2 separate regions of the Mus musculus genome follow, and region 1 is linked to region 2. The links are chromatin loops, found by intact Hi-C in ENCODE. Cell type or tissue: left cerebral cortex. All regions are shown on one strand.

Region 1 (8,000 bases), 290 kb before region 2:
GTGGCCTTATTTTGTTCATAATTAGATCATAGACATCTTCCTTTTTTCTTTCTCATTCTATCTATCTATCTATCTATCTATCTATCTATCTATCTATCTGTCTATCTGTCTGTCTGTTTCTATCTATCTCTGTCTCTCTAAGACAAATTCTCCTTTTGGGGGTGAGGTGTCGAGACAGAGTTTCTCTGTATAGCAGAACCACAGATGTCCTGGATGTCCTGGACTTGGTTTGTAAACCAGGCTGGCCTCAAACTCACAGATACCCACCTGCCTCTGCCTCCCCAGTGCTGGGATTAAAAGCTTGTGTCACCATATCCAGCTGACAAATTCTTGTTGGCCCAGGCTAGATTACAGCAGTTTTCACTGTCTCTGCCTCTAGATAGCTGGGATTCCAATTCCAGGCCAGCACACTTGGCTGTCTCAGACATCTTTTGATACCAGTGCTACCTCAGCTTTCTCAACCCGTTTTGAGTCTCTCGTTAATTCTGTCATCCCTTCAAGGGAGCTTTACTATACACTTCTATGTGCTGCTTCAGCTGGTGTTGTGCAGAGGAGACAGGCATCTTCCTGTCAGGAGACTTAGAGCAGATGGAAAACAAATAGCAAGCAAGCAGGCGAGGGTTTCCCTGCCACTCTGTAGTAAGGGTGGGAGAAGAAACAAACACCAAGAGAGGAGTTGGGAGGGCTAGGAAATGGAGTCAGGAGGGGGAGCAGGGACATTGTAGAGGGAGGAAATATGGAGACCAAGACCCTGCAATTGTAAATGCCAGAGGCAAGGCAAAGATAGCAAGATGGGACCAGAGAGATAGATGACAAGAGCCATGCCATGCTTAAAGTTAGGATGTATCTTCAGCAAAGTAGCAGAGGCCCCTGGAGCATGTGAACACAGGTCTGTGGAACACTGTGCCACCCTCCCGCATAGGTGTCCAGGTTTTCAGTAATATGAACCCTTCTGGGAAGAACTTTACAAATGCGGAGTCTGACCTATTGAGTTCTCTAAACAGCCCCTCACCCCTTAGTAGTGGCAGAATTAAATCTTCCAAAAGTCCTTGCATGGCTCCATCCCTCTAAGAGCACTTTAAATCTTAATGCAAAGCACTCACCTTCTTAGAGTGAGAGTGACTCTCTTAAGAGTGCTAGATTTATCCATCCCCAGGGCATTTTTAGGTACGCACAGATCCCGACCATCCTATATCTCTCCATCGTATATCACTCCGGAGGATGTGAATGCTCCTGCCCTAAGCTGACCAAAGTAAAGATGTATTTCTGATTCATCACTGAGACATCTGGTACCTTGGCAAACATCTTGGCTGATTTTACTGTCACTCTCATTAAAAGTTCCCAACACTGGTTGGGGAGGCTACATATCACAGGGTAAGCAGGGAAACTATACGTAGATACAGCTTAAGAGAAGGAGGGATCAGAAGTGTCCCTCCTTCATAGATACGGCTTAAGGGAGGAGAGGTTTTTGCAGTCCACCCACGCTGGGAAAGAGCAATGGTGCTCCTGGCTGTGCAGACATGAGAAGAGACTCCTCTGGCTATTGGCCAGGAGGCAGGGTTCTCCTGTAACCTTCAAATGCTCTCACCCACTTTTGATATGCAGTCTCTAACTCATAAAGGCTCTACGGCCTTCAAAATAGCGCCACCACTAGGGACCAAATACTCAAATCATGAGCCTGTAGAGAACAAACCATGCGAGCTATTGGTGTGTTCTCAGAAGTGAGCCCAGAGTGGTGCCAAAGGAGCTGGGCTCTAGGGAGCTTATTTGACCCTATCACCTGCTGTGGCTACTGTAGTCCTCACCTATGAAGTCAGGGTAACAGGACTTCCCTCACATCCTGTGGGAATTAAGTGTCCCATGTCATGCCTAGAACTGTCTGGGTCGTCACTTTGTGAGCCTCAGTAGTATGGAACACCTTTGGGTAATCATTAAACACCCTTCTGCTTCTGCCCTTTTCTAACAGCTAGAAGAAAAACTCAAAGAAAAAGTTGATGTGAGCCTGACTGAACGAATTAATCTCACAGGAGAAATGGACACATTCAGCACGTACGTACCTTCCAGGCACTTGCTGCAGGTCAGCCTTCCTTCTTCACAGACGCCGTGTGCTTTAGTCTCTACTAAGAGAGGTCCCAGGGCGTTCATGCCCCATCAGCTGTGAGAAGAGTGCCCCCTTACCCCTCCTCCTCCTCCTCTGCCTCTGCCTCCTTTTCCTCTTCTTCCTCTTTCTTTTCTTCCTCCTCCTTCTTTTCCTACTCTTTCTCCTCTTTCTCTTTCTGACTTAAGCAAGTTTTTTGAATACAGATGCTTTCTGAGAAGAACTCAAAAAGAGATCTGGAATTAGCAGCTATGGGAGTAGCCATAGAAGTTTGGGCTCTTACTGGGTGAGACACACCCAAATAAAACAGGACATGAAAAGCCAGCTGCTCTTCCATTATTAGTGATTAAAACATAAAATTTCATGAAGAAATAAAATTTTAAAATTTTGCACACATTTCAAAAACACCTACAGGGGGCATGTCTAGCATCCCACCACTTTTTGGAGCAATAACCACAGCAATTTGTTTCTTTGCAGTGTCATCTCCAGCAGCATCCAGCTGTTGGTTCAAGATCTGGATGCAGCCTGTGACCCTGCCCTGATTGCCATGAGCAAGGTGAGGTTTTAGGAGCTAGCCTCCTACCAGTGATTGACATGCCTTCCCCCAGCCTTTTATGTTATGTTCTGACCCTACTTTGTGTCAGCTGAGAGGGCCCTAGGGAGACATCACACACACACACACCCTAGAGTTCCTGCTAGGCTCACCTGGCACCTATGGTTGTTACTGGTCCTTTTGTGGGGGTAGGGGTGAGTCTGAAGAAGATTGGTTCTTGGGTCAGCATCTGGCTCCTGCTGAAACCTGCCAGTGTTCTTGCCAGGTGAGCACTTTGTTGAGCTCTACAGCAATAACTACAGACTCCTGCCCACTGAGAGGTTCTGGCTCTTCCTGAGCTTTGGTGTCAGTGCTAAATACTTGGATGAGCCTGTGCTCTCAGGTTTTCACGTACCCTTAGCCCTCAGCCCTCTATGGCCCTTTTGACACCATATGCTGCTCTTTGGGATTTTATATGCGTGCTCTTTCTTCCTCAAACATAAATTCCTGAGGAATGTGGTGAGTCACGCCTGTGATCTCAGGATTTCGAAGCTGAGGCAGAAGATTTCAAGTTCAAGGCCAGCTTGTGCTACACAGGAAGGCCCTGTCTCAAAAGAGAACAAAAGTATTCCTTAAGTGTCTAGACCATATTGAAGACTTTATGTTTATTGATTGAATAGAAAGTAGGCAATTCTTTGTTGACTTTTAAGCCCAACAAAGCCTTGTAAAGCAGGGATTAAGAAACCATAGCCTGCAGCCAAATGTGGCCCACCACTTGTTCCTCTAAGTCTTAGGGAAACGTAGTAGCTGTGTTCATTCACTTAAGCACTGTCTATGGCTGTTGCTGGAACTGTAGAAACTAGTGCTTATAGCAGAGACCTTATGGCCCACAAAGCTAAGACATCGTCTAGTTGACCCTGTCCAGATAAAGCTTGCCAATACCTATCTAGTCAAGGACTCTCGGAATATTCTTCTGAGTTTTGGAAGAATAACCTGTCTGGGAGAAACTAGGCAGAATTTATGACAGAGGGCAGTGGGCAGAACCATGACGCTGGATAGGAAGGAAGACCTAAAGTTTTCTGGTTTTCCTTTTGAGAGCACTGCACAGATGCTCTCAAAACCTGTGCAGACCCATCTCTCTGTGTGAAATTCATCTGACTGGAGGCCTCTCAGAGCTGTGCAAGTGGACAGCAGTTGAGTGCCTAGTGGTGCCAGTCAAGCACTCAGAAAGCACAGCTTCCCCCGTCTTGACAAGAGGAGCACCACGCCTCAGGAAGTAGACATTTGGTCTGAGTTTGTTTTTATAATAGATTATAACTATTTAACAAAAATAGGATTAAAACCAAAGCTTTGGCTTTGGAGTCTAAGGGGTGAAGTAGGAAGTTGAGAAGCAGCTGCTATTCTTAAGACGGATCCTGTGCCCAGCCGGGGTCCCCAGCCCCAGGCCGTGGGCAGCCAGTTTGAGGCTGCTCTGTGGAGTGGAGCTGTGAGGATCCGTGTCCTAGGCTCTGGTTTATTCCCTCACTGCTGGCAAACCTTCTGTGCATCCTGAGTATGATCCATTCCAGCTGCCGTCTCCTGAATGCCCTGCCACACTGCAGCCTGGAGCACAGCTGCCATCTCCTGAACTGCCCTGCCACATTGCAGCCTGGAGTGCAGCTGCCAAAAGATTTTCACACTGACCGAAGGAAGAGTGGAACCTTTTTTTTCTTTCTCTTTTTCTGTAAAATAACACGTGGAGTGGGTTTAACACTCCAGGTGTTGCTTATATGAACTGTCAGTTCATTAGGCAGACTTCTCTCGAGTTCCTCTTTCTCCCCAGCCATTTCTCCCCAGATGCACCCCAGCAAATGTCAACCATACCTCCAGAGTCTCATGTTTATATCATAGGATAACCATAGGCTTGGGAACATAGCGGTTGGAAGGCCATTCCTGTTTGTCTGAGTCTTCTGGAGCTCTAGCAAAATGAGATCCATGTGACTAAAGTAAACATGGCAGTGTCACCGACTGACTCAGCATGAGCCCTGCATTCAGCTTCATGGAGTTTCTTCGAGGATTTTTTTTTTCAAACCTTGTGATGGTGATTATTTCTGTCTTTGATTCCATCATTGTTTGCTGCTGGATAACTAGTCCATCCTGGATTCTGTCTAGCAATGCTGGGGGTTGCAAGCCTGGGAAAGGCATCGGCATTGTCCCCAGGTGCTCCGTCTACTAGGTGGAGGCAGATGTGAGCAGAGTGTGCAGATGTGTGGTATGAGCAAGGGGAAACTGGGACCATAGGAGAAAAGCAGACTCCTACAGTCAGCAGCATCTAAGAAACCAGAGGCAGATAGGACATGGTCCAGTTCTCTTGAAGGAATTTGTGATGAGTATGCTGTTCAAACAGGACTGCAGGAAGCTGCAGTTTTCAAAGTTAGTAAAGTCAGTTTGTCAGAATCGCCAATCTCTTTCACTGCCTTGGGAAGTTACAGAGAGGTCTGGACTCGGGCAAGGCTGTCTTCATGTTCGTGCTGTGCTGGGAGAAAACTCAAAATAACCAATAAAATAAATAGATGTATTTCATCAATAGTGAGGGCAGTGGGGAGTTGGCTTCCGGCAGAGCCCAGGGCTGGTTCTGAGGTGAGGGAAGGAGGCTCCTTGACAAGGTGGATAGAGCCCAGCGACTGGTCACATCATTGTCCTGGGAGGCCAAAGCTCTGGAATGTCCTCAGTTAGCATATAAGGATGAATAATTAATAGGTTGCCATATTTCCTGTCAATTCCTTGGGCACCTTGTCTGTGCGGTTTGTACTGCTCCCGTGCAAACACCCTCTACCTCAGCTTGAAGCCAGTTCAACTTAACTAAGTATGCACTGCTTTCTGGTGGTGGCCAGCCCTCCCTCGCTCTGACCTTTCTACTTAGAATTCTCCTTGAACTGCTGTCTACCCAGAAAGCACAGCCTTTTCAAGAGTGAGCTCTGAGCTCTATCTCCCCTTTAAAACACTGAGCTTTAATTCCTGTCTTAGTTAGGGTTTCTATTGCTATGATAAAGCACCATGACTGAAAGCAACTTGTGGAGGAAAAGGCTTAGATCTTAGGTCTTCCTCTGTCACTGAGGGGAGTCAGGCAGAAACCTGGATTCAAGTCGACAAGCTAGCCAAAGCAAATCCCAGAGCACATGTCACCCCTTAAAGTGTCCAAACTAAGAGAATTTAATAAACATATGAGACCACAGGGCCACCAATACTGTCTCATTCCAGGGTATCCTTATGACCCTGGAAGGAAGCCCCCAACCTCTCAGCGGCTGTCCCAACATGCCCTGTTCCCTGACAGCTATTAGTCTACTTCCTGTCTGTATAGATTACCTATCCTGCTGGACTGCCTACACTTTACAGTATTTTCAGAGTTCATTCATGGTATACCATGTGTCAGTATTGCACATTCCTGATTTCTCTGTGTTTTTGTGAGTTTTGTTTGTTTGTTTTTGTTTTCAAATAGGGTTTTACCATAGTAAGATGTCTTGGATGCTGGCTGTCCTGGAACTTACTATGTAAACCAGGCTACTCTCAAACACACAAGAGATCACCTGCCTCTGCCTACCAAGTACTATGATTAAAGATGTGCACCGCCACACCGAGATACATTCCATTTTTAGAACAATGCTAGGAGTTGGATCCAGGACCTTGCTAATAACGAGCATGTGCTGTACCATCAAACTACCCACCCAGCCTCTAGTCCACTCCTTCAATGGCTGAGTGATAATCCCTTGTTTCCAGCTTGTCAGAACAGTGCTGTGAACATCTGTGTGAGTATACCTTCTCAGTTTTCTTCGGTGCACACCTAGGAGAGGAACTGCTGGGTCTCATGGGAACTTCACTGTACAGTTCCAGGTACTGTCTCATGGTTTTCCATATCTACCATTTGACATTCCCATTAGCACCGTAGAAGTCTAAACTTTCCACATGTGTGGCCATCCGTTCAGGTATGAGGGTCTGTCTCCTCTCGGCTTCACTCCTAGTCTCTGGTGACTAAGAGTACCAGTAGGCATCTCTAGACATGCTTGTTGGCAGTCTGCCTGTCCTCTTTAAAGAAATGTTGGCTGAACCCTTACCATCCAGGCGGGTGTTGTAAACTTGACTTTCTATTGTTGAGTTGTAAAAGGTCGCCATCATCTCTTCCTCCTTTTATTTATGTGTGTGTGTGTGTGTGAGTGTGTGTGTGTGTGTGTTTTAAGAACTGATCATGGGATTGAAATAATTTGAGTTTCTATCCAAGGTCAAACACACTTAGATTTTCCCATTAATAGTAATTTAGAATAAAGCAGGGGAAAAATGAAATAAATTAAATTTCCTTCTTGTCTGACATGTAATTTTTGTTAGGTTTCAGGATTGTGAACATGTACTGATTTAGGAAACTGCATCACCATCTCCCAAAGACATTTTGAAGCAGCTAGCACAGACCTCAGATCTGCTCCCATTCTCCTCATTAAAATGTGTATTGTGTCCGTGGGCCCCAGAGCCCCCAAGAGCTAGCACATCAGAGCCCCCAAGACCACTTTTCACATGTGATCAAGATGCAGCTTTCTCTTCATGAAAAATATTCCTATTTTATTGTGATAAAGGCAAATCATCCCCATTAATGTTGTTTGTTTGTTTCTTTGTTTTGAGACAGGGTATCCGTATAGCCTTGGCTGTTCTAGAACTTTCTATCTAGACCAGGCTAGCCTCCAACTCACAGAATTCTACCTGCCTCTGCTTCCCAAGAGCTGGGATTAAAGGTGTGCCAGAATTTATCTGGAAGTGCCAGAGTCTTATTTTTTTGCTGTGCCCATTTTAGTACCAACATCATTTGTGCCCTTTGCTGGGAGATTTGCCTGGCAGCTGTGTGCACCCACCAGAGACCTCGGGCTTACCTTGAAGCAGCCCAGTGAAGTGGGGGTGCTTTCCTCAATCTGTCTTCTCTTTCTGACAGTTATCCAATTGTATGCCAGTGTAGTGTTTGCCTTAGATTGTCCTGCCTGTCTCTACTGTGTCACTTGAGTTTCCTGTTCTATAAGACTGTCGGAACTAAATGGCATCATACACAGATAGCAAGTGGAAATGACACCAGGCAAAGCATCACCCGTGGGAGCACACAGATACACATACATAGGAGGCCATCTTTAACACATGTACATGGAGGACACATATCCATACCTGGGAGGCCATGCACACACACATGCACACTTGTGCTGCTGCCTTGTTTGTTTTTGTTTGGTTTTCAGGGATAGAGTCTTGATGTGTAAGCCAGGGTAGTAGCCTTGAATTTATGGCAGGCCCCCCCTCCATGTATTACCATATCCAGCTTTTTGACAATTTAGGTTACAACCTAAGTCCAGGCGTGGTAGTTCA
Region 2 (8,000 bases):
TTTCTGTGGAGGGTTGTGGACATCTATAGACCTAGAGAGACTGGTCAGACCCTATTCCCTGTGTCCCTCTGTGGCTCTGCATTGAACCTGCGTCTGTTCCATGGTCTCATCCACACCGTTCCCTTCACACTGCTCCCTCTGGGAGAAAGGTGCCAAAGCTGATGTTTTCCAGAAAGGTAAGGGCCCGTGTGGCCATTAGAGAGCCTTGTAGGACTGTGGAAAGGCCTGGGCCAGCCCAGCACACATGGAATAGCTTCCAAGTGCTGCCTGGCCTAGGCCTCACTTAGCACCCCCAACCTGTTGTATCTTCCTGCCCTTCTTTCTGACCCACCTTGCCACTGAGGGGCTGCCCTTGGCTCTGTGCCTAGAGGGACACCCCATGCCATATCTCTACCCAGCCTGGGTCACTCATGTGAACTGCCATGGGCAATTATGAGAACCATCTACATTGGGCTCAGGGCCCAGGCTGGGTACTTGAAGGCCCTGCCACTCCATCCTGCATCCCTGCTCACTCCTCTGATTCCTTTTTAGGGTGTGATAGCCCATCAGAGCTGAGCACCTGGTAACCCCAACCTGGCAAGGGAGAGGCAGACTGCAGGGCCAGGCAGAGCCCATCCTACCCTTCCTCCTGGCTTAGCAGAGCTTGTCTGGCTTGGGGACCAGCTGTCAGATCACTCTGGTAGAGGCCAGTTTCCCTTGCCCCATCTCAGAGCCTGGGGTTCCTGCTGCCTTCTCCCTGTTCCCGGTGTGTGTGTGTGTGTGTGTGTGTGTGTGTGTGTGTGTATGTGTATCCGTGCCTGTGTGCACAGATCATCTTGGGTACTGGTGTACATGGAGGTGAGGACCAGAGGCCTATGAACCATGGTGACCCTGTTCTTCTCTGTAAGTGTCTACAAAAAGGAGGACAGGCCTGGGAAATACTGAGGCCCCAGAGGGGAGCCACAGAGTTTAAACTGAAGAGGGGCAGGGTTCACACGCAGAGCCTCATGGGAATCCATGGTATATGGACTTCCTAGGCTGCCTTCTGACTTGGTGTCTTAGTTAATTTTCTGTTGCTATGATAAAACACTGACCAAAAGCAACTTGAGAAGGAAAGGGCTTGTTTTTATCTCCCAGCTTGTATCTTCATCATCCAGGGAACTCAGGGCAAGTACCTGGAGACAGGAGCTGATGTAGAGGCCAGTGAGGAGTGCTGCTTACTGCCTTGTTCCTCATGGCTTGCTTTCTTCTTAGCCAACCTAGGGGGACATTTTCTCTTCTCAAATGAAACCCACCTTGCACCAGGTTGACATAAAACTAACCAGGTCACTTGGTCACCGTCATCCCCCAGGAGAGGATGTATCTCAGTTGGTTATCTGTAACAGGACTCACCTCACACCGGGTGTGGCTGGTGAGCCAGGTAGAAATAATACACTTGGCACCCAGCACTTTGTCTAACACTGTCTTGCAGGGTACTGCCAAGGAACACACAGGTAAACTTAAGGCTCACCATTCCAAGCAGTGCCCAGGAGAACCCCAACAGAGCCACAGCACTGGGAGACCAGGGTTACTTCTTAACTGTGATAAAATATCACACACAGGAAACTTAGCAGCCGAATGCTGGGGTGGCTATATTCCATCGCTGCCGGCCATCCCCGAGCCTCTGAGCCTGCCAAGCTGAAACGCCTTGCCCTCAGAACAGCTGCCTATCTCCCCTTGCCACTCCTTACTGGCACAAGCTGCCCCTCCCCATTGTCTGCAGGGACCTTGCAGGGACAAAGTCATGCAGTTTCTGTCCCTGTGCACCAGGCCATCTCACCTTATGGTGTCTCTCTAGGCTGAGCACTAGGAACCCCAACTTTGACTAACCAAAAAGTCCCAGTCCCTAATACCTAGTGAACAGTAGCCCCTGGGCAGTGCAAGGATGACAAGAACTTGGCTGGGGGGAGTCTATCCTCTGTAAGCCAGGTCCTCTCAATGCTAGTAGTATGGCCTCATATAGCATCTCCCTGTCCATCTCTGGGACAGTGACACCTACTTTTATCGCTTGGCAACACAAAAAGCTGATGGGATCTGCCTGAGACAACCCCTTTCCTACCTGTGGCCGAGCACAGCCTCCTTCCCCTCTCCTGGATTCAGTCAGCTCCTGGGGGCTATCCACGTAGGCCCCTGCAGGGCAGACCCTAGACTCAGGGGACAGGGATGCTGCCTGAGCTAGTGTCATTGTGTGAACCCAGCCTCTGGCTGAACCCATCATCCCTTACTTCTTCTACACCAGTGTGTGGTGCTCTGGGATGCCCAGGGACCTGCTAGGTAGACGGGTGTGAAAGTAACATCAGGGACCAACCATAGACTAGGGAGCCAACGGGCAGAGCATACCTCATTGCCAGCTTAGCATGACAGCTGCCCCTGTCCCAGCCAGCCCTTGTGGATGCCCCAGGGCCTCAGAAGTTGGACTGGTATGTATTTGCACTATCTCTGGCCAGTCTCCTGCCTCAAAGATCTACAAGGGCAAAGAGAAACCCGTGAAAATGTTGTAAACATAAGCAAATGTGCAAGAAGTAGAAATAAAACAGAAACCCACATTTGTCCCCTACTGAGGCTGGGCCCCCAGATCCCCCACCCCCCCAGGGCAGCTCCCTGGGGGTAGGATCTGGCAGTGAGTGTGAATGGCCACCATTATCAAGGTACACACACTTCCTCCAGGTCAAGCCTCAGTAGCTCTGAGCCTAGCTTAAATCCCTACCCTCACCCAGCTACTTCTCTGATACTGTCTGAGAGCCTGGAAAGGGGAGAGGAGTCGCACCCATTCGCCCACACCTGCATTCCTCCTTGTTCTGTTCCACTCAGACTGTGGGAATGATTAACGCTTCCCCTGTGATAAAGCTGAGACTATTGAGTCTAACTAGAAAGTTCAGAGGCCTGGGGACACACAGAAGAGAAATGATGGGTGGGTGCCCCACCTGAGAGCTCCTTCAAGCCCATAGAGCTGGACCTGGAAGAAAGATCTGGGGCACAGTCTTAGGGTTTTACAGCTGTGAACAGGCGCCATGACCAAGGCAACTCTTATAAAAGGCAACATTTAATTGAAGTTGGCTTACAGGTTCAGAGGTTCAGTCCATTATCATCAAGGTGGGAGCATAGCAGCGTCCAGGCAGATGTGGGGCTGGAGGAACTGAGAGTTCCACCTCTTGTTCTGAAGGCAGCTAGATTAAGACTGGTCTTAAAGCCCACACCCACAGTGACACACTTTCTCCAACAAGGCCACACTCACTCCAACAAGGCCACATCTCACTCCAACAAGGCCACATCTCCATATAATGTCACTCTTTGGGCCAATCATATTCAAACTACCACAGCCATCTGGCCAGGAATGGAGCCATTCCAGACGTGTGCATCTGGAATATAGTCCACGCACACCTCTGCTGCCTCCCTATTCCCCACCCCCATAGGCCTTCAGCACCAGAAAGGAGTAAACTTAATTCCCAGGCTAGCTGAGCCCTTGTGAGTCCCCTACCCTAAGCTGTACATTCCTGGGCTGGCGGAAGAAACTGAAGTCAAAGTTATCAAGGGGTGCCATCTTGTGGAAGGACACTCCATGGCAGGCAGCCGGTGACTTCTAGGGACACCAACCAGCAAATGCAGAAGGAAATGGCAGCTGACCTCCCGGACTCGGACCGAAGTGCCTTCCCAGCATCCACAGGAATGTAGGGATGAGTGTACAGCCAATCATGGAGACTTGGGGTCAGAGAGGGAAGACCCAACAAGGAGTGGTGTCTGGAAAGTGGGGAGAGAGACAGGCCTCCCCAAGTTTAGAGTGAGGTGTGTCTTCTGGGTTCAGTTTGTCAAGAAAGTAAGAAATGAAAAGCCCCAGGGGCCAGAGTGTGGGAGAGGGAAGCCACCCCAGCACTGTTAGGCCTTATCTTCAGGGAGACTGGAAATGTCAGAGAGGAGGCCCTGCTCAGCAGGCCTCTTGTTTCCCCTCTCTCAACTCACACCCTCTCTGGTCTCTACTCAGGGCCTGAAGCCGATGGACCACAATGGACTGGCTGATCCCTACGTCAAACTACACCTGCTGCCTGGAGCCAGCAAGGTGAGGGTTTCTACCCCAGGCATGGCCCTGGCTTGGCACTCATGGTCTCCCTGGAACCTCACAAGTCCATTACCTATATGCCCCAGAGAATGTCCCACTTACATTTCCCACGAAGCCATTTTAGCCTGGAGTTCATATTACAAAAAAAAAAAAAAAAAAGAAAGAAAGAAAAGAAAAGAACTCCTTGGGGTCAGATGTGACAACACATGCCTTTCATATAGCACTCAGGAAGCAGAGGCAATAGATAGAGTCCCATGTGTTAAAGGTCAGACTGGCCTACATACATAGTGAAGCTCAGGCCAGCCCGGGATGCAGGGGTGCATAGCGCCTGCCTGCAAGACCTTCAGTGTGTTGATGGACTTCAGTGTGTTGTGGCTTCACAATGGGGACTGTGTGGGAGGCATTAGCCTGGTTTATTTGACACAGAACCCCTGTTCCTGCTCCCCTGCCGGGCGACCCAGTAGAGGCAATATTTCACCCATAAGGTGTTCACTAGGAAAGCATGGGTTACAGGCAGAGTGAAGACCCTGAGCAAAGGGGAGGGGAACGAAGGTGATCCAGGAAAGTGGTCCAGTTGTGCCACTGGCTTTGGATACACTGCCAGTCTTAATATGGAACTCTCTTATGGGGAAGAGGGCCGGGGCTGCAGTCTTGGGTCAGGCTAATGCCTGTTAAGTTGGACATTTCAACTTTCCAGTTGGAATGAGTCACAGAGCAACCTCCCATTCCCTACAGGACCACCCCATAGCCACCACCTCTGTTCTGTTACTGTTGCCAGAGTCTGGGGGCAGGATGCTTCACACATTAATTTTCTGTGGTTACCTCAACAAGTTCTCACCGCTTGGCCATTTAAACATGCCCATCGCCTGCCTCCCTGGTCTGCTGGTCATCAGCCAGGCAGGTTGCACTGACTGACTGGACCAGAAGTCGAGATGCCAGCAGGACTGTGTCCAGTCTGGGGACAGTCATTCCCTCTCCTGTCCAAATAGAGGCTGCACACTTCCCCAGCTGAGCAGGCCCTGTCTCTCCTGACTCTACTTTTACTGCTAGTGACCTTGTGACCACAGGGCTATTTGAATGCCTCCAATAAGCTTGCTGGTTTTAAGTCAGCTAAATAACAGTGTCGGTTTCACCTTCTGCCCTCAGGTCCCTTCCCCTGTGTCAGATAGTACCTCTGTGAATGGAAGGACCAGGCCTGCCACCTTTGAGGCCACACTCATTCAGGATCAAAATAAGATCACTCTGTCTTTTTCCAGGCAAATAAGCTCAGAACAAAAACTCTTCGGAACACCCTGAACCCCTCGTGGAACGAGACCCTCACTTATTACGGAATCACGGATGAGGACATGGTCCGAAAGACCCTGAGGTGGGTGAGGGCCCCTGTGCCTACACCCCACCCGGGGACGCCCTACCGCTTGTGAATTCCCACTGACTGTGGAAGCCCATCGCCCCCAGGATCTCCGTGTGTGATGAGGACAAATTCCGCCACAATGAGTTCATTGGAGAGACTCGGGTGCCCCTGAAGAAGCTGAAGCCCAATCACACCAAGACATTCAGCATCTGCCTGGAGAAGCAGCTGCCGGTGAGTGGAAGAAGGCTCTGGCACCGCAGCCGTGCAGGAGTTTACTGAGCAGCTACTATGTGACAATACTGTGTTTCAGGCACAGTTGCAGGGAGATGGAAGGAACTTGCTTCCTGTTGATGGCACAGGAGTGGGGATAATTCATGGAGCAGAGAGCATAGTGGAGGGGGCAAGTCTAGGAGGGGACATCACAGAAGTGGCAGGGCACCTTCCACAAGTGACAAGGTAACAATTCTTGTGGCGCTGAGGACTAAATCTAAGACCTGAGTAATTAAGAAGAGCTCTTCCACTGAGCTGCGTTCCAGCCCTTTTAAAGTTTTACTTTTAGAAAAATTTTAAATGTTCTAAATGTGTATGTAATGTAGTGTATATGAATATATATGTATGTGTGTAGTCTATGTGAGTGTGTGTGCAGTGGGTAGAAGTGTGAATATGTAAGCTTATATGTAACATAATGCATATGAGTATACGCAGGTGTGTGTGTATAATGTATGTGAGTGTGTGCTTATATGTAATGTGGTGTGTGTGAGTATATACATGTGTGTGTATATGTGTAGTCTATGTGAGTGTGTGTGCAGTGGGTAGATATGTGACTATATAGGCTTGTATGTAACATAACGTGAATGAGTATGTGCAAGGGTGTGTGTGCACGCACACACACACGCGCATATGGTCTATGTGAATATGTGTGCAGTGGGCAGATGTGTGAATGTGTAGACTTGTATGTAACTTAGTGTTATGAGTGTATTCATGTGTGTTCACATGTGTGTGGGGTGTCTATGTGAGTGTGCGTGCAGTAGGCAAATGTGTGAATGTGTAGGCCTGCCATCAACACAAGAGTGTCTTCTTTAATGGCTCTCCTCCTCACTTTTTGAGACAGGTTCCCACTGAGCCCAGCGCTCACTAACTACTCTTACTAGCCAGTGATCTTGGACTCTCCTGTGTCCACCCCCCGTTGCTAGGATTTCAGATTTGAGCCACCAAGCCCAGCTTCCCAGTGATGCTAAGGACCCACTCTTACATGGCAGGCACTTGGCTGTACTAGCCTTGAGCTTCCTCTACAGCTCAGATTGGCAGTAAACTCTTTTTTGTTCTGTTGTTTGTTTGTTTTTTATATTTAAGTCATGATTTCTCTGTGTAGCCCTGGCTGTCATGGAACTCACCCTGTACACCAGGCTGGCCTTGAACTCAGAAATCTGTCTGCTTCTGGGATAAAGGTGGGTGGCTTCCTCCACCACCTGGCTGACAGTGAACTCTTGATCCTCCTGTCTCAACTTCCTCAGTCACTAAGAGTGGCTCAAGGCAGGGCATGGTGTTATTTTAACAGGTTCCCTGCCTGGTGGGCTCAGAATGGCCAGAAGCAGAGGAAGGCGAGGGTTGATCCAAGAACCAGATACAATGGGCTGGATGGAGACAAAGGCCTGCCGCCAGGGCAATTCCAATTCCTTCACTAAGGACAACTCAATTGGAGCGTGTTAGGCCAGGAGAGCCATGAGATGCCCAGAGGAGACAGCACATAATTCTCTCTGAGACATTGTAATTGTTCAGCATGATGTCATGACAAATTTGGCCCCCAGTTGTCTTCAGCAGCTGAGCCCTCCCAGAGCCTTGGTGCCTGTTCCTTTCCAATCACTTTCCTGTCTGCCTTCTCACTTCATCTCTCCTTCCTCTGGTTTATAGGGCAGAGGGTCTAAGGAGCCCCAGTGCTCAAGGCTAAAGACAGGCTAAGCCCTTTATCTCCTAATGTCAGGACATGTCTGTTTACTCAAAGCCTAAGCCAAACAGAGGAATCCCAGCATTTAATCCCTGTGTGCCAGGCCCGGCAGGACTAGACCCTGGAACATGGCTGCTCCAAAAGCTGGACCCAAGTCCAGCCCTTAGAATCCAGCCAGCAGCTGAGACAGTGCCTTTGTGCGTGGATTTCTCAGACTGTATTCTCATGTCACATTCTCTCCACTCGGGTGCATGCGTGATGGGTAGAACTTTCCATGTCACTTGAGGTGACCCAAATTTTCCAAATGGTGTACACCTTTCAGGAGGGCACTTCCAGCTCCCATATCCAAGTTCTGACCTCAGATTAAACAAAACTCTGTGCCTGTGGATGCATGAATGCTCATGGAGTATATGTGCACATGTGCACTGTGTATACATGTGTGTACATGTATGTGGATAAGCATGCATGAGTATGGGCTGAGTATTCCAGAGGCATCTCTGGCCATTGCCGAGCCTCCCTTGAATTTGCTCCTTGCTCATTGGCCAGTTTGTGAGCACACAGGGACCACAGGGGTGGCATTTGGGGTGACCACTCTGGTTGTAAGGGCATAGTTTTGTGTTTTAGATTTTATA

Evidence for each region. Peaks named below come from ENCODE experiments on the same cell type or tissue, not always from the same donor. Only the 100,000 strongest peaks of a DNase experiment are listed, where the experiment ranks them.
Region 1: it touches region 2 in a loop (2.4-fold over the local background); 2 of 42 quality-filtered maps call a loop at or near these places.

The regions. Positions count from the first base shown.
Region 1 is chr11:76,071,089-76,079,088 of GRCm38, reverse strand. Vps53 (VPS53 GARP complex subunit) reads left to right here. Exons shown (of 22, transcript NM_026664.4): 16 at 1,967-2,049; 17 at 2,576-2,654. Among named protein-coding and RNA genes, the nearest start is that of Rflnb, 47 kb to the right of the region's middle. In left cerebral cortex, no CTCF peak of the experiment used is centred here; a DNase peak (open chromatin) is centred at 4,210.
Region 2 is chr11:75,777,693-75,785,692 of GRCm38, reverse strand. Doc2b (double C2, beta) reads left to right here. Exons shown (of 9, transcript NM_007873.3): 3 at 3,998-4,072; 4 at 5,329-5,438; 5 at 5,528-5,654. Among named protein-coding and RNA genes, the nearest start is that of Gm12339, 14 kb to the left of the region's middle. In left cerebral cortex, a CTCF peak has its summit at 3,567 (motif pointing left); a DNase peak (open chromatin) is centred at 3,553.